2 separate regions of the Homo sapiens genome follow, and region 1 is linked to region 2. The links are chromatin loops, found by intact Hi-C in ENCODE. Cell type or tissue: CD4-positive, alpha-beta T cell. All regions are shown on one strand. Each heading gives the region's core, and the rest is flanking DNA. Links, peaks and the distances in the headings are about the cores only.

Region 1 (12,981 bases), core at 2,151-10,150, 180 kb before region 2:
TGTTTAGAGATTGTTTTTTAAATTAAGTGTGTAATAATGCCCACACCTTTATTAACTCTGTTTAGCTGCATTAGTTATGATGATGCTAAAATCTCTCATATTTCATTTTTTCTTGATGTCATTTCATCAAACCATTAAGACTCATGGTTAAAATATAATAAATATATAATAGAGGCATATGTTTATTTAACACAAAGCTTGTTGTTAGTATCATGTTCACAGTGGTGGGAGCCATGACTAATTCATCAGTGTTCCCAGTGCCTTGGCAGTAGGTCTTCACCATTAAATCTCATGTTGTAGAATTACTTTATCACTTGATTTAAAAAGAATCATTTGCTTAATAATTTGCTTAGAGTAATGTTTGCTATTAGTGTATAAAAATGCTACTGTTTTTTCAGCAAAGACTTGGGACTAACTTAAATGTCCATCAGTGTTAGACTGGATAAAGAAAATGTGGCACATATACACCATGGAATACTATGCAGCCATAAAAAGAATGAGTTCCTGTCCTTTGCAGGGACATGGGTGAAGCTGGAAACCATTATTCTCAGCAAACTAACACAGGAACAGAAAAGCAAACACCACATGTTCTCACTCTTAAGTGGGAGTTGAACAATGAGAACACATAGACACAGGGAGGGGAACATCAGGCACTGGGGCCTGTCAGGGGATGGGGGGTAAAGGGAGGGAGAGCATTAGGACAAATACATAATGTGGGGCTTAAAACCTAGATGATGGATTGATAGGTGTGGCAAACCACCATGGCACATGTGTGTAACAAATCTGCATGTGTATCCCAGAACTTAAAGTTAAAAAAAATGCTACTGTTTTTTGAACGTTGATTTTGTAACCTGCAACTTTATTGAATTAGTTTATTAGATCTAACAGTTTTTTTTCGATGTTTAAGATTTTTAGTGTATAAGAGCATGTCAAAAGCAAACATGGACAATTAACTTTCTCCTTTCCAATTTGGACGCCCTTTATTTCTTTCTTTTGTCTGGCTCTGGCTAGGACTTCCAGTACTATGTTGAATAGAAGTGGTGAAAGTGGGCATTCTTTTTTTCTTCCAAATCTTAGAATAAAAGCTTCAAACTTTTCCCCATTCAGTATGATGTTAGCCATGGGTTTGTTGTATATGGCCTTTCTTATGTTCAGATACATTCCTTCTATACCTAATCCATTGAGAGTTTTTATCATGAAGAGATGTTGAATTTTGTCAAATGTTTTTTTCTGCGTCTTTTGAAATGATTATATATTTTTTCTTTCATTTTGTTAACGTGGTATATTATATTTATTGATTTGTGTGTATTGAACCATCCTTGCATACCTGGGATGATTGGCTATGGTGAATAATCCTTTTAATGTGCTATTTGAGTTTGGTTTGCTAGTAGTTTATTATGGAATTTTGCATCTATGTTCATTAGCGATGTTGGTCTGTAGTTTTCCTTTTTGGTGGTGTTCTGGTCTGATTTTGACATCAGGATGATGCTGGCCTTATGGAATGAGTTTGAAAGAATTCCACTCTCTTCAACTTTGTGAAATAGTGTGAAAAGGCTTGGTGTTAGTTCTTCACTAAATGCTTGATAGAATTAAGGAATGAAGCCATCAGGCCCTGGGGTTTTCTTTGATGGAAGAGTTTTAAACTGCTAATTAAATCTCCTTCCCTATTGATCTGTTCAGTCTTTTTATTTCTTCATATTTCAATAGTGGTAGGTTTTATGTGTCCAGGAATTTATCTATTTCTTCAAGGTTTTCCAATTTGTTGGCATATAATTGTTCATAATAGTCTCTATGATTCTTTGTATTTCAGTGGTATCAGCTTTAACATCTCCCTTTTCATTTCTGATTTTATTTATTTGAATATTCTTTTTTTCTTAGTCTAGCTTACAGTTTGCTTATTTTATTTATCTTTTTAAAAATCAGCTCTTCATTTTGTTGATCTTTTTTAGTCTCTATTGATTTATGCTCTGATTTTTATTATTTTTTCTTCTACTAATTTTAGGTTTAGTTTTTTCTTGTTTTTCTAGTTCCTTGAGATGCAACATTACATTGTTTATTTATAAGAGTATATAGTATATAATGCTGTATACTCTTTTTGTCTTTGACAGTTTGATGATTATATGTTGTTGGGTAGTCTTATTTGGGTCCTTTCTTTTTAAATATAGGTGTTTATCACCATAAACATTCCTCTTAGGACTGCTAATGCTGTATTCCATAAGTTTTGGTATATTGTGTTTCCATTTTCATTTTTCTCAAGACATTTTAAAATTTTCCTTTAAATTTCTTTATTGGTCCATTGGTTGTTCAGTAACATGTTGTTTAATTTCCATGTATTTGCAAATTTTACCAGGTTTCTCCTGTTAATTCTTTCTAGTTTTATACCACTGTGGTCAGAGAAGATATGTGATATGATTTCAATCTTTTTAAATATGTTAATACTTGTTTTGTGGCCTAACATATATTCTGTTCTGAAGAATGTTCCATGTTGCAATTGAAAAGAATATGTATTCTGTAGCAGTTAAATGCAATTGTTTTTTGTAAATTTCTGTTAGGTCTATTTTGTCTAGAGTGCCATTTAAATCTGATGTTTGTTAATTTTGTGACTGAATGATCTTTCCATTGCTGAAGGTGAAGTGTTGAAATCCCTTACAATTATTGTATTGCAATCTATCCCTTTCTTTAGATCTATTAATATTTTCCTTGCTGAATTCACCCCTTTGCCATTATATAATGACCTCCTTTGTCTCATTTTTACTTAAATAAAAATTAAGTTTTAAATTTACAATCTATTTTATCCAATATAACTATAGCTACTTCTGCTCTCTTTTGGTTTCCATTTGGGTAGAACATCTTTTCCATCCCTTCACTTTCATTGTACATGTATCCTTATAGATGAAGTGGGTTTCTTGTTGGCTGTGTAAGTTGGGCCTTGTTTTTTTTTTTTTTTTTTAAATTCAGCTACTTTATGACTTTTCATTGGATAATGTAGTTCATTTATATTCAAGGTAATTATTGATTGTAAGAACTTACTCCTGCCATTTTGTTACATGTTTTCTAGTTGTTTTGTGGATCCTTTTTTGCTTTCTGTCTCTCTTACTATCTTCCTTTGTGGCTAATTTTCTTTAGTCGTATGTTTTGATTCCTAATTATTATTTTTAGTGCATAGGTTTTTGCTTTGTGGTTACCATGAGACTTACAAAGACTTTTTATGGTTGTAACAGGTTATTTAAAACTGATGACAACTTAAATTTGATTGCAAAAATTTCTACTTTTTAATTTAACTCCTCTCTCAACATTTTGAATTTTTGATGTCACAGCTTATATCTTTTTATGTTGCATATTCTTTAAGAACTTGTTATAGTTATTATTTATAATAGTTTTGTCTTTTAACCTTTTATACTAAAGATATAAGTGATTTACATACCACCATTATGTTAATAGAGTATTCAGAGTTTGACTATGTACCTACTTTTACCAACGAGTTATATTCTTTCAGATGTTTTCGTGTTACTCATTTGCATCTTTTTTTTCATCTTGCAGAACTCCCTTTAGCATTTCTTGTAAGACAGGTTTGGTGGCGATGAATTCCCTCAGTTTTTGTGTGTCTGAAAAGTCTTTATCTCTCCATCATTTTTGAAAGACAGCTTTGCTGACTAGAATATTCTTGGTTGGCACGTTTTTTTCCTTCAGCATTTTAAAATTCCATTTTCTCCTGGCCTATGAGGTTTCTGTTGAGAAGTTTGCTGTTGGGCATATAGAGACCATTATATGTTATTTGCTTCTTTTCCCTTGCTACTTTCAGGATACTCTTTTTGTCTTTGACAGTTTGATGATTATATGTTGTGGAGTAGTCTTGTTTGGGTTGAGTTTGATTAGAGATCTTTGACCTTCCTGTACTTGGATATTTATATCTTTCTCCAGGTTTGGAAAGTTTTCCATTGTTATTCCATTCCTTTCTCTTTCTTTACTCCCTCTTGAGTACCAGTAACCCATACATTTGCTCTTTTGATGTTACTCCATAAGTTTTATAAGCTTTCTTCATTTATTTTTATTCCCTTTTCTCCACTGACTGTATATTTTGAATTACCCTGTCTTTGAATTCACAGATTCTTTTCCTCTTGTTGTTCAGTTCTACTGTGGATGGTCTCATTGTATTTTTAATTTTTTTTTTCTCAGCTCCAGAATTTCTATTTGAGTTTTTGAAAGTTATTTCATTATCTCTGTTAAATTTCTCTGACCAAATTTTGAATTGTTTTTTGGTATGTTCTTGAAGTTTGCTGAGCTTCCTTAAAACAGGTATCTTGAATTCCTTGTCAGGCAGTTCTTCCATCTCCATTTCTTCAGGGTCAGTCACTGGCACCTTATTTTGTCTGCTTGGTGAAGTGAACATTCCCTGATTTATTGTGATTCTTGTAGCCATTTGTAGATGTCCATGCATTGATGTAAGTACCTAATCTAGTCTTTGCAATCTGGCTTTGTTGGGGAGCTTCCTTTAGCAGTAAGCCTGTCCAGAGATTCAGAGAAGTTTGACTGGGGAGGTCCCTAAGCCTGTGACCATTTCAGCAATTGCAGCACTAGGAGCTGCTCTAAGTCCAGGATCACAATGGCCAGAATCCTTTGGCAGCAGAGGCTGAGGTAGCACTGGGTCACATCCAAAGCTTAGAGTCTCTGAGACCAGCACAGCACTACATAGGGCATGCTCAACACCATGGCCACTATGGCCTGCCCACTGCTGGCAGTGACTTGTACCAAACTGAAGTCCATCTCACTGGTGCCACAGGTTCCTCTCTGGTGCTGGGGTAGATCTAGAGGCTTCATCTACAGGTATAAGTCTGGTGGTAGGGATCAAGTTGTTTGCCCTGTGGTGGGTTTTACTGTGGCAGGCATGGTACTGAGTTCCAAGGTGAAGTCTTACTCTTAATTCCTTTTTCTTTCCCCAAGAGATAATGTCTCTCTCTATACTGCACTGCCTGGGGTTAGGGAAGGGGTGATGTGGGTAATGTAAAACTGTCCTTCCTATTCTCTTCAATGTATCTGTTATTATTATGATGCTAAAATCAAGTACTGTGATCTCTCACCTGGTTTCCTTTGCTCTTGTGATTTTTTTTGTGCATGAATAGTTGATCAAATTGATGTTTCTGTGTGGGATGATTAATGCAAAGTCCTACTTTCCTCCTTCCTCTGCCACTCTCCTCTAAAGTTTTCTTCCTCAATTGAATATAATGTTGGCATTGCAGTTTTATAAAAATCAACACTAAAATAAGTGTTAAAGTTAATTAATTCTGGAATATCCAATAGAAGAATTAGTCATTGGATATTCACTCATATATCCATGCTATGCTAATAAATAGTGGCAGGTTGTTACATCTGCCAATTTATATTATTAATTAAAAGCTGATGACACATTAGCTTGTGACATGATTATGGTTGTAAGTGTTACAGCATCTCCATCCTGCTACAGGCTGTGTGATGATTTGGTATTCCCACCTCTTTTCTCTACTGTGAAAAACTTTGTTTGTTCAGTCACTGATACCTTGGACTTTCACTTGGCACAAATGTGAGCTCAAACAAAAGCTCAAATATGAGTCCTGACATCATGTGGCTGGACTCAAGGGTAAGGTGTTCATTCTGGTGATACAGAAGAGGCTATGATGACAGAGTATAACCAAAATGAAAACACCAATTTATAATAATCTCATAGAAAGCATGTGGAACCCAGAAAACACAGATCTGGGCTCCCTGCCTTACCCAGCACATGTGAGAAATAGTGTATTATGCCATGGTTTACAAAATCATGGAGGATCCCTGCAAGGAGCAATATCTTCATTTTCAGGTGAATAGTCTGGTCCACACCTAGTTTTTACACATTGCTATAGCAAATACTTCTGCATTTGAGAAGCACAAGCTCTAGGCTAATACTCATTGAATAATTTGTTTTCTTTGGACCTTTAGCAATTGGTGTTATAGAAGGTCTGATGCACTAGGAGAAGGGGGATTCTGGGGGCGGGGGCGGAATTAGTAGTCTTATAACCATGCCACCAGAGATTCACAATTGTAGATAAAACAGGTGAGCGGGTTGTTTCTCTGTCAAGTCGCTTTGGGGCTGATATCCTCTCACCTCAGGACTGCTGAAGGGTAATGGCTGTTTCCTGAATCTGGACAGGAAGACTTTGTCTCATAATTCATTAACAACTGGGCATGGGGACTGAAGATGCTGCCCACAGAGTGCTGAAAACAATGGTCATAATTAATAATACATGTCAATAAAATATTGTTTTGTTTCTTAGACTGTTGCTGTGAGAAATCAGCAACAATTACCTTGAGCAAGATGGCAGAGCAAAGTCTGAGACATGTCATCATTAGGGCTGTCCCTATCTAGCAGGGTGTCAGCAAATGACCTACCCAGGGTAGAGTCACCCAAGGTGGAGCACCTGTGCAAATGTCATTACGTAGTGGCACAAGTACAGTAATGTTCAGCACACCTGTATTTCCCAAACTTGAAACTACATTAGAATCATCTGGATATTCACTGAAAACCTAGGGCACTTGTGCTCGCTCCATGCCTAGTAGATTAAAATCCCCTCCTCCAGAAATTGCAACTTACTAAGTTTATGGTGGGACCTAAGAATTAATATTTTACCAAAGACCCTAGGGAGTGCTAATTTCTAAGTAAACATGGGAAATACTCTTCTGGACCATCCAGTGGAGTTTTGTGTGTAAAAAGACACAAATTAATCATGCTTGGAATGATCTATATGCTTCTATAGAAATAAAGAGATATGTAACAATACATACCTCCTGCTTTTTTTGACATTTACTTTTGTAAAGTTGTTCTCTCTTGAGTGATTTAAAAGCAAATTGAAGGAAAATGACTTGTATAAAAAGTTCACATCCTCAAATAAAATTTTTCATATCCCCAAATTGGAAAGAACCGAAATTTCCATCAAGCAGTGAATAGATAAACAAGTTGTGGTGTATTCAATGCTACTTAGCAATAAAAAGAAATCAAGGATGTGGGTGGTGGCACGCGGCACGGCAATGGCAGCAGGCGGCAGCGATCCACGGGCTGACGATGTAGAGGAGGACACTTCACAGCTCCTTTTTCCTAAAGAGTTTGAAACAGCGGAGACCCTTCTAAATTCAGAAGTTCATATGCTTCTGGAACATCGAAAGCAATAGAACGAGAGTGCAGAGGATGAACAGGAACTCTCAGAAGTCTTCATGAAAACAATGAAACTACACAGGCCGTTTCAGTGGTTTCGAAAACAGAGAGACCATTGCCAGTGTTCGTAGCTCTAGAAAAACCTTCATAAATTTGAGTTGGTCTGTTTGGCCAACCTTTGCCCAGAGACTGCTGAGGAGTCCAAGGCTCTAATCCCAAACTTGGAGGGGTGGTTTGAAGATGAGGAGCTGCAGCAGGTTCTTGATGATATCCAGACAAAGCACAGCTTTCAGTATTAATCCCTAAACATCACTGCTGCTTGGAGAAACTATGGCCCCACAGGGTCTGGGGCTGATTTGCATAGACATTTCATTGTAGAAGACAGTTGGGAATTCCTTTGGAGAAAACAGCCCAACTTGCTGTTGGGTTAGGTTGCTGTTTCAAATAATTCGTAGGTCCAGGTGACATGTAATCTTGGAGCAGCCTTGTGCAGTGGCTGCCAGTGGCTTCCTGAGTGTGCCCTGGGAAGTGTGAGGTGGCTCGGGTGGGAGGGGGTGTCATATTAGCCACACTGTTGACTCCCTCATTCATGACTTTTGGCCCCCACGTTATCTTGTATTCTTAATACTTCATGTTTTAATTTCAGTGTGTTTATACGTTTTGAAACTAGACCAGAACATAGTAGACTTTATAGAGAAAGACCAGTTTTATCTAGATGCCAAAGGAAGAATTAAACCACTGTTATTGTTTGAGACTTTTTTTTTTTTTTTTGGAGATAGGGTCTTAACTCTATTGCCCAGGCTGGAGGAGTGCAATGGTGCAATCATGGCTCACTGCAACCTTCTGGGATCAAAAAATCCTCCTGCCTCAGCCTCCCAAATGGCTGGGGCCGCAGTTGTGCACCACCACTCTTGGCTAATTAAAAAAAATTTTATTTTATTTTATTTTAAATAGAGGGTGTGTCTCACTATGTTGCCCAGACTGGTCTTAAACTCCTGGCCTCAAGTGATCCTCCTGTCTTATCCTCCCAAACTGCTGAGATTACAGGTGTGAGCCACTGCACCTGGCCTGAGGAGTATGTAAAGTTCCTGGGCCTCTGTGCATGCCTGAGCAGCTGCTGTTCAGAGACTTCAAGCAGCTCTGTGTCAGACCCCAGGTCCTGGTAATGTGCGCTCACTCCACCTCCTGATCTGAGGGTTGCAAAGATTCATGGGAGAAGTGTGGTTTCCTGCTTCCCTTGGCGGGGTGCTGGGGAGTCCCTTGGCTCTCTGTCGCTAACAGGAGGACTGTCACCTCGCCCTGCTTTCCTTTGTTCTCTGTGGGTCGAGTTGTTTCCCTGATCAGTCCCAATGCGAGTACCTGGATATATCAGTTGAAGGTGCTGTATTTACTCACCCCTTTTTGTTATTTTCCATGAGTGCCACACACTGCAGCTGCTTCTCATTGGTCATCTTGGCCCCCACCAGCAGTTCTTAATTCTAGAGAAAAAATTAAGTTATTCAGGAGACAAAATGTAATCATAATTTACTATATAGCTTAATTGTCAGTAATGTTTATATTGCAATAATAGTGTATATGCTATCCAAAATCATGATGTAAATATTTTGGAAGGATGCATGGATGAATGAGTGTGTGTGTGTGTGTGTGTGTGTGTGTGTGTGTTTATGTAGTAGGGAGTTAGATGAGTTGTGTATGACAATTAAAACTATTTTCCATGGAAGGATGTTAACACATAATGGCTCAAACAGAAAAATCGAGAAATAGCACCACACTCATAGTACTTTGAAAAATGGAGGTAAATATCAAAAACAATTAAAAGAGTAAAAACTGGTTTTCTCTGAGCAGCAGGAAATAATGACTATTCTGTTTTGTAACAAGACTTTGAAGCCTGAGAAAACAGACTATGTTTATGTGAAGCTTTTGTTTCTGGAGATGAAAATAGCAGAGCCAAGAGGAATGATGAAAAAATTCATTGTTGGACTATATGGAAAACTCAGGCTGTGTTCATGGTCTTTGAGTGAACTATTTTCAAGTAAGTGGTCTACCCCTTGATATTTGAATTTAAGATAGTTTACTTTTGTTATTAATACTCTTTCTGTTTTAAGCAAATTGTGATTGTCAATTTTACCAATGGGTTGGAGGCCATAGACTGAGAAAGCAACCCTCCTTTTCTGCACTGGAAGGATGAACCATCATTCTGCCTGTGGGACCTTGCTCTGACATTGCCTTGGATTGGAATCCAAGTCTATGGAGAGGGACTATGTGTTTTCGTTCTTCGTGGGTCCATGTCTTTAAATTTTAATATAGTATTTTTACACTTAAAATGGTCATAAAGGATTTTATTTTACTTTTTCCTTCTGTAAGATTTAGATAAAAGACTTTCTGGCTTTCTCATATAACTGGCTTTATTTTTTCATCTTTATTACTGATGTCTGATTTATTTCTGCCTTTTAAATATTTATTATTTTAGCTTATTTTGTTTTATTTAGATTTACATATGGCTTTTAAAAAAGGTTCTCTAAGAATTTAATGAAGTAATGAGATTAAACACTCAATAAAGAATAGAAATAAACTCAAATAAATATGGAGGTAAATATCAAAAACAGTTAAAAGACAATAAACAAGAATACTTATTGTTGTATTGTCCTGATCATCTCCAGGAAATCCAGGAAGTTGCTTTATAATCCATTTTCTTTCTATGGTGTAAAAGAAATACTGAGTAGGTAAGAAGGAATATTTGTAACAAATATATCTAAGGTCTAAACAAAAGAGACCTATATAAACTCACCCAGATGAATAAACAGAACTAGGAACTTTGGAAGAACTGTATGCCCATCCTCTATTCTATCCTCTTCTCTTCCTCCCCACAGATGTAATTGTCATCCTAAATTTGATGGTAACTATTCTCTTAAATTTTGTTATAGTTTTACCATCTATGTATATGCCCCTAAAATAGATATTGTTTATGCTTTAAACTTTATATAAATGAAATAATACTGTATGTATTCTTTTACATCTTGCTTATTCACATTCTTGGGATTCATGGTGATATGTCATGTCAGTTTGGGTGCTTTGATGAGAAGATGTTAAGAGATTTAATGGGAGACATGCCTGAAGGCCAAAAAAGAGGGATCAGGAGTAGGTAGGGAGAGCATTCAGACTGTGAGGCAGGACTGACACCAATGATAGAAAAGAGAGAAGGAAAGGCCAGGTGCGGTGGCTCACACCTATAATCTCAGCACTTTGGGAGGCCAAGGCAGGCAGATCACTTGAGGTCAGGAGTTCGAGACCAGCCTGGCCAACACAGTGAAACCCCACCTCTACTAAAAATACAAAAATTAGCCAGCCATGGTGGCACGTGCCTATAGTCCCAGCTACTTGGGAGTCTGAGGAAGGAGAATCACTGGAACCCAGGTGGAAGAGGCTGCAGTGAGCCGAGATCATGCTACTGCACTCCAGCCTGGGCAACAGAGCATCTTGAGACTCTGTCAAAAAAAAAAAAAAAAAAGAGAGAGAGAGAGAGAGAAGGAAGGAGGAGTGGGTAGGAAGAGCGTCAGACTGCAGTGCACCTGTGAAGCTCTGAGAAAGTCTCAACCTGGCACATTGGGGAGCCCTAGAGCAAAACTTGGCTGCAGAGGCATTCCACATCAGTAGGAAAGACTGCCATCACTGGCTGGGAGCAGCCCAAGAAAAGAGTGTTCTTGGCAGGAGCACTGCCATGAATCCAAAATTGCAGCAGCTGAGGTTGTCTTCCAACTGTTCTCCTTGTAACAGGTTCTTTTAAAGGGAAGTCTGAGAGTCACACCTCCATGCTCACAATCCACTCTTGTGCTGCATGGACCCCATCCTCTACGTATGTTTGGGAGCAGATCATCCATGCCTCCCATGGGTGTCTACCTGAAGGGAAACTTAGCAGAGGAATGTTAGTGAATGGACTACAGCACCCATTTCTATAGTTGGGCCAACAGTTTGTTCTCATCATCTTTTTTCTCCGCTGTCTATTCTAAATTTCCTTTACCCTCAACTAATAGCTTGGCAGGTCTTAGTGGCTTTCCTGGGGATGTGATCAAATCCCTCACTCTGGCAGTCATGTACTTCTTGAGCTGGGGTTACTGCATGTCTATTCACATTTAGTTATTCAAGGGAATACCAAGAGGTGTCCAAATGGATCACTTGGGTTCCACAAATATTACACACATATACCTCCCTATCTTCATATGTAAAAGCAGCTATACCTCCTCTTACATATACTGCTGGATGGCAGCCCATCCTTCCAAAGTATTACCACTTACATGGTGTTCCAGGTATACCTCCAGGAGGCCATTCAATGCTCCAACAGGTTGCTACTTTTGGGTTGACCAATGAGTCCAGGGAAGTAGTGGAGCAGGCTTATACTGACTTTGCAGGGTCAATTACTACATTTTCAGGATTTTCTGTGTCGGTTGGCAACTTGAAATTGCCCATTATAGTAGTATTTACATCAAGAAAATTGACAAATACTACAAATCAGGGCTTTTCTTTTTTTTCTGGAGAGCCAGTTATTAAAAATGTACTAGTATACCATTAAGTGAACTTAATGATCATGGACCTGTTTCAGCTCTTCCTTCACTATAGGGCCAGTGTTTTGGTTAGCTGCTATGTTGTTTTGGACTCACTGGTTGGATGTTGTATTGCATGGGATTCCATAGGCCCCTGGATAGTGGTTATAGCTGAGGTTCTGAATGTAGGAGAGCAAACCCACACCCAGACTATGTAGTCATCCCTGTGAGGACAAACTGCTTTACTTCCAAGAGGGAGGGGACTGATATACTTAACCTGCCACCACAAGTTTCTGTCTCAGAAAGTTCTTGATTTTCCCTTAATCTGAAAAACTTAAGAAATTTTGCAGAGTATGAAATTCCATTGGAAGGTTTCCTTTCTGCATTTTGAGATATCATTCTATTGTCTTTTGGCTTTCATTGTTGTAATTGAGAAGTCAGTTGTCAGTCTTTTGCACCCCTCGAAGGTAATGAGTTTTTATTATCTGCTACTTTTACATTTAATTTTTGCCTTTGGTTTTATAAAATTTCAATCTGATGTGTTTAGAAGTGAATCTTTAAAACATTTATGTTATTTGAGATTTATTGTGTTTTTTGAAACTGTGAATCAGTGTCTTTATTATTTGAGAATATTCCCAGCCATTCTCTCTTCAAATAATTACTCTGCCTTATTTTATCTTTCCTCCTAGGACTCCAGTCAATATCTTGCAACTTCTCACCTTTTTCTCCACATTTTTTCCACCTTCTTCTGTATTTTCTGGCTTTCCTGTGCCTGTGCTCCAATCTGGATTTCTTCTCATTTGTCTTCAAATTTGCTAATTCTCTTTTCTGCTGTGTGATGCCTACTGCTAAATATAGCTATTGGCTTATTTAATTTAATTTACTTATCATACAGTCATAGAGGTTCTGCTTGACTCCATCAAATCTGTCACTTTCCATAGTTTTCTGTTCTAGAAAAATATTTTCATGTTTTTCATTTGTTTCTTAAACATGGTTAGGATGGTTGCTTTAAGCTGTGTGTAAAAAAATTACAAAATGTGAAGTTTGTGTAGATATGTTTCTGTTATCTTGTTTTGTTTGCTTTGTTTCTTTTTTCTTGTTGTTCTTGTTCTTGTGACCTTGTTTACTCATATGCCTGGTAATCTTCAACTATGTGTGGCTTGTGCCGTTGAAAATGTATCTGAGTGACTCTTCCCTCCTCTAGAGAGACTTTCTTTTTGCTTCTTGTGGAATGAGTTTAGCCTACATAAAATTGAATACAGTTTGATTGTTTTTAGCTCA
Region 2 (11,302 bases), core at 433-8,432:
TCTGTGCCGTGGGGAGGAGGAAAGGCTGGGGAGGGAACTCCCAACACACACACACACACACACACACACACACACACACACACACACACACCCCGTACATATGCAAGACCCACTGCGTGGAAGCAACGGGGAGAGGCAGGTCCCATTCCCTTTAGTACAGTCTTGAAGAGAGGCTGAGCAACCTTTATTCATTCATCAAATGGCTGTGGAGCAATTGTGAGCCAGGCACTCCGCTGTAAAGCACATGGGCCAGTCCTTGCCCTGGAGAAGTTCATGGTCAAGGGGAGGATGGGAACCCATAACTAAGCCAAGCGGCAGGCCTGGACTTGGGGAAGGGGGAAGATCACTGGTGCCTCCCTTTCAGCCTCAGGAAACCATGGATTACCAGGAAGTCTGGACGGGACGGGGCAGAGCCCGAACTTGAGGAGGTGACACTTCACCTCTTGGTCTCCTGGCTTCTGCCTCCGCATCTGCTGCCAACCCCACTTGTCCATAACCTCTGGCCATGTTCAATATAGATCACTTTCGCTTCTAATCTCCTCCACTTTTCAGCAGCAATCAACCAAGCCAACCACTTCCTCCGTCTGAAGTAACCTCCTCTTGTCTTCTGTGACAACATGGCTCTCCCCTTGCTTCTCTCACCTTTGTGACAGTCCCTTTTCAGTCTCCTTTGCAGACCTGTCCCCTCCCATCCCAGGTAGGCACCACCTTCTCTCTCCAAGCTCAGATGGGCTCCAGGTGCGTTTTTCAGTTGCCTACTTGAAATATCTCACAGGTAGTTCAAATCCAATATTTAAAAATTAAACTCTGGGCCGGGCATGGTGGCTCAGCCTGTAATCCCAACACTTTGGGAGCCCAAGGTGGGCAGGTCACCTGAGGTCGAGAGTTCAAGACCAGCCTGACCAACATGGAGAAACCCCGTCTCTACTAAAAATACAAAATGCGTGGTGGTGCATGCCTGTAAACCCAGCTACTTGGGAGGCTGAGGCAGGAGAATCGCTTGAACCTAGGAGGCGGAGGTTGCTGTGAGCCAAGATAGCACCATTGCACTTCAACCTGGGCAACAAGAGCGAAACTCCATCTCAAAATAAATAAATAAATAAATAAATAAATAATAAATAAATAAATAAAAGTTAAACTCTGGATTTTCTCCCCTGAGCCTCATCTCCCAGTTCTTTCCTATTTCAGGAAATGCCATTATTACTGCCCATCTGGTTGCTTAAGTCAGAAATCTGGAAGTTGCCCATGACTTCCCCTCCCATCTTGTCCCCTCGAATATAATGAAAGAGCAGGTTCTATAATCATCCCCCATATGCATTCCCAGCCCTATGCCTCTCTTCTTTGCCGTGACTGCCCCAGCCAAGCCACTCTCCCCCATTGCCTGGACTCTCACAGAGCCTCCTGACTGGTCTCCTTGAACTTACGTAGCCTCTACCATCTCTTCTCCATACAGCAGACAGGTCCATCTATTCTCCATATAGCAGATGGATGATCTTAAAAGTAAATACACAAATACTCTTTGACCTGTCATTTCTCTGCTTTAAAAATGCACCCTGGGGGTCAGGCATGGTGGCTCACGCCTGTAATCTCAGCACTTTGGGAGGCCAAGGTGGGCGGATCACCTGAGGGCAGGAGTTCAAGACCCAGCCTGGCCAACATGGTGAAACCCCATCTGTACTAAAAATACAAAAACGAGCTGGGTGTGGTGGCACACATTAGTAATCCCAGCTACTCGGGAGGCTGAGGCAGTAGAATCGCTTGAACTCAGGAGGTGGAGGTTGCAGTGAACCAAGATCTCGCCATTGCACTTCAGCCTGGGAGACAGAGCAAGACTCCATCTTAAAAACACACAAACAAACAAGGCCAGGCGCTGTGGCACATGCCTGTAATCCCAGCACTTTGGGAGACCAAGGTGGGCGGACCATGGGGTCAGGAGATCGAGACTATCCTGGCTAACACGGTGAAACCCCGTCTCTACTAAAAATACAAAAAATTAGCCAGACATGGTGGCGGGCCCCTGTAGTCCCAGCTACTCTGAAGGCTGAGGCAGGAGAATCGCTTGAACTCAGGAGGTGGAGGTTGCAGTGAGCCGAGATCGCACCACTGCATTCCAGCCTGGACGACAGAGTGAGGCTCCATCTCAAAAAACAAACAAACAAAAATGCACCCTGGGCTGGATATGGTGGCTCATGCTTGTAATCCCAGCACTTTGGGAGGCCGAGGCAAGTGGATCACTTGAGGTCAGGAGTTTGAGACCAGCCTGGCCAACGTGATGAAATCCTGTCTCTACTAAAAATACAAAAATTAGCCAGATGTGGTGGCAGATACCTGTAATCCCAGCTCCTTGGGAGGCAGAGGCAAGAGAATTGCTTGAACCTGGGAGGCAGAGGTTGCAGTGAGCTGAGATCATACCACTGCACCCCAGCCTGGGTGACAGAGTGAGACTGTCTCAAAAAAAAAAATGCACCCTGTCTTGCCACTGGGGTGCCTGTGGGATCTGGCCCTGCCCCTCCTGGCCCCATCTTTTCCCACACCCCCTGGGACCCTGGGACTGCGCTGCACCACACTGGCTTGCTTTCTATTCCCTGGAAATGTGGAGACATTTCCCACCTCAGGGAAGGAATTAGAAGCCGAAAATGCCCTTCCATACTGGACCCTCCTCACCAGGACATGGTGCAGCTTCAGAGACCTTCCCGAATTCCCACGGCAGTGTGCTCACCCTTGCTGCTCTCTTATTTCTCTCTGCTTCTTCCCAGGCATTCTTCACAATTTATGATAAAGTTTGATTCATAAGTCCGATTGTTTATTTTCTTTCTCTGTCAGTAGACTGGAAGCTCCCTGAGAACAGGAGTTGTTCTGCAGTAGACAGGCCTATGCAAACCTACCCCAAAGTCTGAGGAAGTTGAGAAGTTGAAGAAAGAGGCTGAGAAAGCTAGGGGACTTTCCAACAGAAGCCATGTAGGTGTCTCAGGCGGCAATGAGATGAGATGGTGGATCCCCGCATTAGCACCCAAACCCAGGGCTCATATACCATAGGGTAGGAGTGGTTCAGATGGGATTTATAAGACAATTGAAGTGTGATATCATCAAGGTTGTTTGACCTACGAGTAGCACTTACGGACTTACAGTAAGTATCTGCTCTTACACAGGAAACAATAGATAAACTGGAAATTGTAGAGGCCCTGCCTTGGAACTGGGGTCACTCAGTTAAGTCAATGTGGCAGGTTAGCTTCCAAGATGGAGTTGCTTCAGCTTCCACAGGGGTCATGTGTTTTATTCCTGATAGGTCAGCGGCTTGTAGCATAGAGCCTGCACAGAGCAGGTGCTGACTTTGAGCCTTGGCCATGTTCCGGAGACACCCCTAGCGGCTGGGGCCCAGAGTGGAGGGTTTGCATTTAGGTCTTGGTGACTTCAGGTTTCTGACTTACCCAGCTTGATGGAGAGAGAGAGTTGTAAAACCTGAAATATATGAGGAAGAAGAGCTTGGAGAAGAGAAGGAACCAGGTTTGCCTTATAAACATTGAGTTTGAAGTGCTGGTGAGATAAGCATGTCCCCAACATTTGCCAGCCCTGGGAAGTGGAGAGTGGAGGACCCCATCTGATATGTCCAAATACATGAAAGTTAAGACTAAAGCTCACAAACTGTCATATAAAATGTGTCCTGCCGGGTGCGGTGGCTCACGCCTGTAATCTAGCACTATGGGAGGCCGAGGCGGGCGGATCACCTGAGGTTGGGAGTTCGAGACCAGCCTCGCCAACATGGAGAAACCCCGTCTCTACTAAAAATACAAAATTAGTCGGGCGTGGTGGCGCATGCCTGTAATCCCAGCTACTTGGGAGTCTGAGGCAGGAGAATCACTTGAACCTGGGAGGTGGAGGTTGTGGTGAGCCTAGATGGCATCACTGTACTCCAGCCTGGGCAACAAGAGCGAAACTTGGTCTCAAAAAAAAAAAAAGTGTCTATTCTCCTAATTCTCCTACCTCCCACTTTCATCATGGCCTGGAGCTCCAGGTTTGAAGGAGGATTCTTAGCCGCCTCTGAATGTTGCTGCCACAGCACAGCCCACCCCAGCCTTTGGCCCACGCCACAGCTCCACCTCCCTTTCTCTTCCCCACCCTGCTCTGTATCACACGTGCATGTGGGTGGGTGACCTGCCCAAAGGTTTGAGCTCTCTCTACCTGCTCCCGTCTCTGCTATCAGGACTCTTGCCAGCGCTTCACCCAGTCTCAGGCTGCATAGGGCAGCGGTGCTGTGTGCCCACATGGGGAGGAGGCCATTTGGGCCCCAGAAGTGGAGAGTCTCGGGATCTGGGGCACGCAGAGTGTGGTGGAGAAGCAGGGTGCACGGGCTCCATGTTGGTATGTTCCTGTGGACTCTGTACCCTGCAGGGAGGGGTGCGGCTGTAGGTGAGCTAGAGCCCGACCCTCTCAACTCTGGGTCAGGGTGGCTGGTCCCCACTGCTGTGTGGACATGCAAGTGAGGGAGTCTCTGGGTCAGCTGGAATCATGAAGACGAGAGTTCAGGGAGGGTGGGAGTGGTGGAGCCTCAGCAGAGAAGTTGACGGTCATTGATGTTGAGGAAGTAGATTGTGTGGAGGGAGGAGAATGGCATGGTGTTTGCGCTCCCCACCAGCCTCACTTACACTTGTGGACACTGCGGCCGGTGTCCTGAGGACGTGTGTTGGGAATTCAGCCACGGGGAATGGAGGTCCCTTGGTTCATATAGTCACAGGCTCTGTATTCTAACCCCAGCTTTGTAATTTTCCAGCTGTGCAACCCTGGGCAGTGGCTTAGCATCTCTGAGCTTGCCTCCAGATCCGGATCTGTATGATGGGGTTATTAATGCTTCATAAAGTAGGTGTGAGGAGGGATTGAGGTACTATTGGGAGAAACTTTGTAACTAAAAGGCAATTGTATCATTTGCATTATTACCAGTGACATGAGACATAGTCACACAAAAATTGAAATGTCATTTGTTTTAAAACCAGAAATTGCCCAACTTAGGGCCCTCCTGTCTCTCACTGGGTGCCCTGCAGGGGACCAAGAGCCAGAGCAAGACTGAGAACCTGGGGCAGAAGCGCAGGGAGGAAGGAGGTGGGGCCTGCTTACCAACCAGGCCTCGGCCCCTTCCCCTTTCAATCCCAGGCCCCTGCATGGCAGGGAGAGGCCAGTTCCACCATGGCAGGTTCTTTCTAGGCTGGTGTGCAGGGTGGGGGCCTCCAAGGAGCAGGGGCATGGGGAAAGGGGCTGCAGGCGCTGGGCCTAGGAAGAGAGGCTCTTATCTTGTGGGCAGGAAGTGTGAGGTGTTGAGCAGCTAGGGAACCCTGGGGAGGCGGCGGGGAGCAGGAGGGGTGTGTGTTGTGGTGAGGAGGAGCGGAAGTCGGAAGCTCCAGCCGTCACAGCCACATTCACTGGGCAAGCCGACTGTGAGCCAGGAAGTGCTCTTGGGGAGCCCAGGCCAAGCCATCCATTCTTGGGTCCTTTGGAGGTGAGCTAAGTGGGTCTGCCTAGGTTGGGGCTGGTGGAACCTGTGGGAGCAGGGAATGTGGAGAGTCACATGTGGGTCCTTGTGGCAGGGGCTGGGGCAGGTGGGCAGGGGAGAGGCGAGGGCTCTGGCAGTGCCGTGTGCACCTGCCATGAGCCTGGGCTAGGCTAGGCCCCTCCTTCCCCCTTCCTGCTCTGTGTCCCGTCCCCCTCCTCCCTCAGCCTACCCCTCCTCATCTGACCCTTCTCTGATTCCCTGCCCTGGCCCCACGGACCTCTGTTGTTTCCCTTCCCTGGCTCCCCGCAGAGCCTCTGGAGGTCTGCAATAGTGAAGGGTGAAGGAAGCTCCTTGCTAATCCTCTTGTGAGTGTCACTGCGTCCCCAGTGACTGCTCTGGCTGAGTACCCAGTGGGGGCTTTTGTGGCCAAAGGTCCCAAGTGATTCTCGACCCTAGACTCTGGAGAGAGGGAGTCTGGAAGGCCTGGGTTTGGGGTGGGGGTGGCTCTGGGTGTGGTTGCTGCAGGAGCTCAGAGTCAACTTGGCCATCAGGGGGCTCCCAGCTTCATCTTGCCTTCCAGGACCATCCTGGAGAAGCTCGAGGAGAGGTAAGGGGACCCTCCTTACTGGTTTAGCTCTGGCTTAGGCCTGTTGTCCTGATGGGCAACAGGAACCACTGAACTCTCAAAGTGTGCCTGTGTAGGAAACTAAGGCCCACTGTAGTCATTATTGTTATAGTGAAGGTAGCTGCATGGAGGGAAAGTCCCCTGACACTGCCATTCCCCCCTTATTCCAGGGCCTAAAATTCCACAGTTGAAGTCACTCCTCTGCTAGAATGCAGGGAAGGGTGGCCTGTCATTAGCTGATGATAAATACTCCTCCGTTCATTGGACCTTGGACCAGCTTTAAAAAGTGGTCCCCAAGCAGGCCTGTCTCCCAGCTGCCTAGGACTCTAGAGCATCCCGTGGCCCCCTCCTCCTACAGACAAGGAACCGCCTAGCATGGGGATCAGAACACAGGCTGCTGAGCTCTTTGTTGGGGAAGGGGGAGAGACCCACAGAAGGGGTGAGGGATGTGGGGTGAGAGGACCCAGGGAGGAGAGGCCCAGCCTGGCCCCAGCCCCCTAGGGGTCTTTGTCCTCCCCAGGCAGCAGCTGTACTGGGTCCCCTTTGTCATTCTGTCCCTACCCCCGTGATCTCTCCCCTGGATACTCTCTGCCTACCTCAGACCGCCATCCTCTGCTCCCTTCCTGAGCCTCTGCTGGCCTCACCACAGGCCTTCAGTAGCACTGTCTTCTCTCTCTCTCTCTCTCTCTGTGTGTGTGTGTGTGCGTGCAAATTTGCATGATGGCTCTTTCTGTGTGGGCAGGATGTGGGGCCTTCTCGAGTCATTTCTCTCACGGTGCTTCAGACCCCAGGTTCAGACAGAGGCCTCTGTCCTGCAGCTCCAGGCCAGGGAGTTCCACTCATGGTTCCTGCCTGCAGCAACATCTGTAATTCGGCAGCTTCTCGGGCTGCAGAGGGACAGGACAGGTCACCTCCTAAGTCCTTGGACCGGCCAGAAGCCTTCATACCTTTTCCATAGGAGGGAAAACATTTCCAGGGTAAAAGGAGGGAGCGTTTGCTTGCTGAGTCTGGAAGCTCAAAAAGGGAAACAGAGACAGGCACCCTCCGGATGAAGGTTCAGGGCTGACTCCTTGAGGAGGCTGAGAGCTGAGCCTGACCAGGAGGGCTATTTGTTTGTTTTTGTTAATTTTGGCTTCTCTAAATGGACAGCAAAACAACAAAATTAAACTGAGCAGGACACGGTATTTCCTGAGCACCCACCAAGGGCCAGGCCCAGCACTCAGACCCATTCCAACTTTACAACAAACCTGTGAAGTATAGCTTTATTGGGTCTTGGTTCCTTATTTTACAGAAAAGGAACCAGGTGGAGTTTTTCACCCAGAGCCACATGGCTTGTCAGCTGTAGAGTTAGGATGGGATTCTGCTCTGCATTCTTCACTATGACCCTGAAGTGGGCAAAGGAGGGTGGTCAGTGCAGGGCACCCAAGGCCATCACCTTCCTACTCAGGGCAGGCTCATACCCCAGCCTCTGTGCCCGGTCTCCCCGTTCTTCAGCCAGGGTACAAGGCTGCAATGCCAGGCTGAGGGTGAAAAACAAACTCACTGTTAGAAAGCACCGTCCGGGTGCCAGGTGTCAGCTGGGTTCCTTCCTGCCCCCTTGGGTCAAAAAGAAATTGCCTTGAAGCCGGGGGTGGGGCAGGTGGGAGGGACTCTGCCTTCTAGTCCCTCAGCCATTGCTTTCTGTGTGTTTCACCTCCCACAAGAGGGACATAAGGCTTAGCCCTTGCAGTATTCTCCATGAGAAACATACACCCCCTCCCCACCGTGGTGAAGATTCTCTGAAATGTAGTCAGCTGTGCTCAAGAAGAGTGGCTGGTTGGCAGCAGAGTGGAGCAGTGCTCTCTCTTCCCCACCTCGGCTCCCTCCCCTCTGAACCCTCCTTAAACTTTCAGAGCCACCTCAGAGCTCAGAAAAACTGAAGGGCCACTTTAATGTAGAGGTAACAGAACTCAACTGATGTGACAGGTGGCGATTCCTTTGCTGCGAATTCCTTTCCTTCTGCTTTCGTTCTGGTTGGGATAACAGACAGGAGATTTCAAGAGAGATTTTGCTAAACACCAGGGGTGGAAAAACACAAGTAAACCAAGAAAATTTTAGATGCGTAAGACCTGGGCTCTGCTGCCCAGTTTCTGGCCTGCCTCTGCCTAGAGGGTGCCATCCTACCTCAGGGATCAAAGGCTAGTTCCATCCTCCACCCTTCTGAGATCAGACCGCCCTCACCTGGGTGACCGGTAGGACTGCCTTTTTGGCCTTAGGAGGTGACTTCACCTTTTAGGTCATCCTACCTTTCCATTCAGGCAAGAGCAATTAAAAAACAGAAGGAAGACATCTTTTAAACACACAGTTACACAGTGCCCCCTGCACAAATGGAGAGCACAAACAAGACAATTGAATGGGTCCTCCTTTCTGTTCGGGTTGCTGCCTGGGAGCCAAGACCCACAGGGACATTTTGGCTGCTGACCTGGTAGGAACCTACCTCTGGGGGAGCACTGCCCTTGGAGCACTGGACTTCCTGGAGAGGGGAGGATGAGGTGATTGGTCATGGGCAGACTGGCCCCCGTGGGGAAGCCTTCATATTATAATGATGCTAATTCTCTTCTCCAAGCCTCGGTCTTCCCCGTCTTCTGGCCTGGTTGTTGTGGAGGGAGAGTTCTGAGGATCCATCCCATCAGTGTGTCTCTCCATTTGTCTGTCCATTCATCTAGCCATCCCCTCTCTTATTTTCACAAATGTTCTACAACGCCGACTCTCAGTCAAGGAGGCGCTGTACAGGAGTTTGAGTGACTCAAGTGAATTCAGGAATGTCCAAGAGAATTGATCAGTGGGGCAGGAGGAGAGAATGATGCTTAAGAGAGCTGTAACCTGGGTTCGCACACCAGCTCAAGTCACAGGGGGGCCTGAACCTCTTACGTCAACGCTAACCTTTAAGTTTCTAATCCACTTGAACTAAACCCCTCAAGTCAATGCTGATCTTTAAATTTCAAATCCAGTTGAACTAAAGTATGCCCCCAGACCTTGTGGGTCGGAGTGGTTGACAAATCAGTTACATAATGTGACTATGCCATTCAATATTTTCATACTGAGACACAGTGGCGAACAGGAAACATAAAGAACCTGCCATCTTGGTGCTTACCTTCTAGGCAAACTAGAACCACGCGGGTAAACACACTGGCAACTACACACCGGGATAAACGCTCAGAAAGTAAAAGCGAGGGGTGGAGTATAGTCACATTGAGTTTAATTGGTTTAAAAAGTCATAGCCGGCCAGGTGCTGTGGCTCATGCCTATAATCCCAGCGCTTTGGGAGGCCAAGGTAGGTGGATCACCTGAGGTCAGGAGTTTGAGACCAGCCTGATCAATATGGTGAAACCCCATCTCTACTAAAAATACAAAACTTAGCAAGGCATGATGGCGGGTGCCTGTAGTCCCAGCTACTTGGGAGGCTGAGACAGGAGAATCGCTTGAACCTGGGAGTCAGAAGTTGCAGTGAGCTAAGATCATGCCACTGCACTCTAGCCTGGGTGACAGAGCAAGATACCGTCTAAAAAAAAATGTCGCAGCCAGTCAAACTACATGCCTTGTCCCCACTGAATACCTGATCTGTCTCCACCCTTCCTGTCTCCATTGCCTTGGGCTCCCCTCCACTGACCAGTTCCTCACCCCCACCCCTCCCAGGCTCCTCAGGTGCTGCAGGCCCCAGAGATCTGCTCTCTTCTCTTTGCTCGGAAAGCTGCTGCAGCCTCTGGTATTTATTTTTTTTCCTCTGAAAAAACCCAGCAAGGAACGCTGGTTTTTTTCTGGGAAGGCAAGTCCAATCCTCACTTGTATCTAGTATCAGCATTAGCGTGTACCTAGAGGGCTGCTTTATGTACATATACATATCTATTTGCAAGTACATATGTGCAAAGAGAGACAAGTGGGGTTTCCTCTCATCTTATGAAAAATTCAGGATGTCCTTTCTAGCAGGCCCAGCCCCGCATTCCCACTCCCATTCCCATATTGGCACGGGAACGTTTCTTGCCAAGTGAGTTGACTGATGGTGAGAGAAGGTGGGTTGGCGTTATCCTGGCAAAATGCTCTGGGGCTCATAGGGCCATGAGGCTGGCACTCATTCAGGTACAATGTGTGGAGTTGGGTGAATGAGAACAGGAGAAGGGATCAGGGATTTTGCATGGCAGGAGAACTATTTGGGCCCAAAGACCAGGACTTTACAGAGACGTGGAGGGTGGCTTTGGGGTCTGGGAAGGGAGGCAGTTGAGTAGAGCTAGGGATGTCCTATGTTCTGGTACCTGTAAACCAGGTGCTTCTCCCCAGCTTTCCCCTCTATCTCTAAATAAACATGTCTTCCTAGTCATTTATTATACCCCATGGGCTGGTGTCTTGAGGAGGCGCAGTGGGATGTGGTGGGGTGAGTCACCTCCTTGCTCACACTCGGTTGCTCTCCACCAGGCAGGTTTGGGGAGGGAGATTTGGGGTCCAGGGTGTTTTCCCTAGTATAGACAATAGATCCTGAGGCTCCTCATCCCTTCTGCCTTAGAAGTAGAACCGTCTCAGGCCTCTTGCCCAGAGAGCACTGAGGGTGACAATGGGCAGCTGCATGGGGAGCAGAGAGTGGTATGGACTTAAGGAGTAAACCATACAAATCCTCTGCCTGTTACCTGGAGGTAGTGGTGGGAGGTGGAGAGGCAGAACCTAGAATGATGAGTGAAGGCTGGATCCATAGGAGAAGAATGAAAGGCAAGACTGTTAATGGAAAGGGATTCCAATCCAGACCCCAAGAGAGGGTTCTTGGATCTCGTGCAAGAAAGAATTCAAGGTGAATCCATAAAATGAGGGCAAGTTTATTAGCAAAGTAAAAGAATAAAAGAATGGTTACTCCATAGGCAGAGCAGCGCTTGGGCTGCTGGATTAAGGATACCCGTATCTTGAGCCGACCTCTTATCTCATCCTGTGACTTAGAATGCCTAGCTTCCCGGGAATGCAGCCCAGTAGGTCTCAGCCTTATTTTACCCAGCCCCTATTCAAGATGGAGCCACTCTGGTTCAAACATCTCTGATGAGACCAAATCTGGTCCATTTGATTCAGAGCATCAAGTACAAGATTAAACATAAGAAAGGGCCTCTCCTCTCGGAAAGTCAGCCTGTTGGGGAGGCTGCCTTAACTAACAGGTGGAAGGGCCCTGAAGGCCGGTCAGG

Evidence for each region. A loop is a pair of places that touch in the nucleus more often than their neighbours do. Peaks named below come from ENCODE experiments on the same cell type or tissue, not always from the same donor. Only the 100,000 strongest peaks of a DNase experiment are listed, where the experiment ranks them.
Region 1: it touches region 2 in a loop (2.8-fold over the local background); 3 of 110 quality-filtered maps call a loop at or near these places.

The regions. Positions count from the first base shown.
Region 1 is chr2:112,988,479-113,001,459 of GRCh38, forward strand. It overlaps the pseudogene POLR2DP1. Among named protein-coding and RNA genes, the nearest start is that of IL36A, 10 kb to the right of the region's middle. RefSeq lists an enhancer at 8,339-8,498. In CD4-positive, alpha-beta T cell, for the core only: no CTCF peak of the experiment used is centred there; DNase peaks (open chromatin) are centred at 7,033 and 8,383; H3K4me3 peaks cover 427 bases; H3K27ac peaks cover 1,788 bases.
Region 2 is chr2:113,168,567-113,179,868 of GRCh38, forward strand. It overlaps PSD4 (pleckstrin and Sec7 domain containing 4), which reads left to right and starts at 5,405. Exons shown (of 17, transcript NM_012455.3): 1 at 5,405-5,488. It overlaps LOC124907872 (a long non-coding RNA gene), which reads right to left and starts at 7,202. Exons shown (of 2, transcript XR_007087197.1): 1 at 6,704-7,202; 2 at 2,782-3,459. RefSeq lists enhancers at 3,747-4,247, 4,248-4,748, 4,978-5,047, 5,098-5,267, 5,888-5,977. In CD4-positive, alpha-beta T cell, for the core only: no CTCF peak of the experiment used is centred there; DNase peaks (open chromatin) are centred at 575, 5,355, 6,805, 7,695 and 2 weaker places; H3K4me3 peaks cover 3,722 bases; H3K27ac peaks cover 4,638 bases.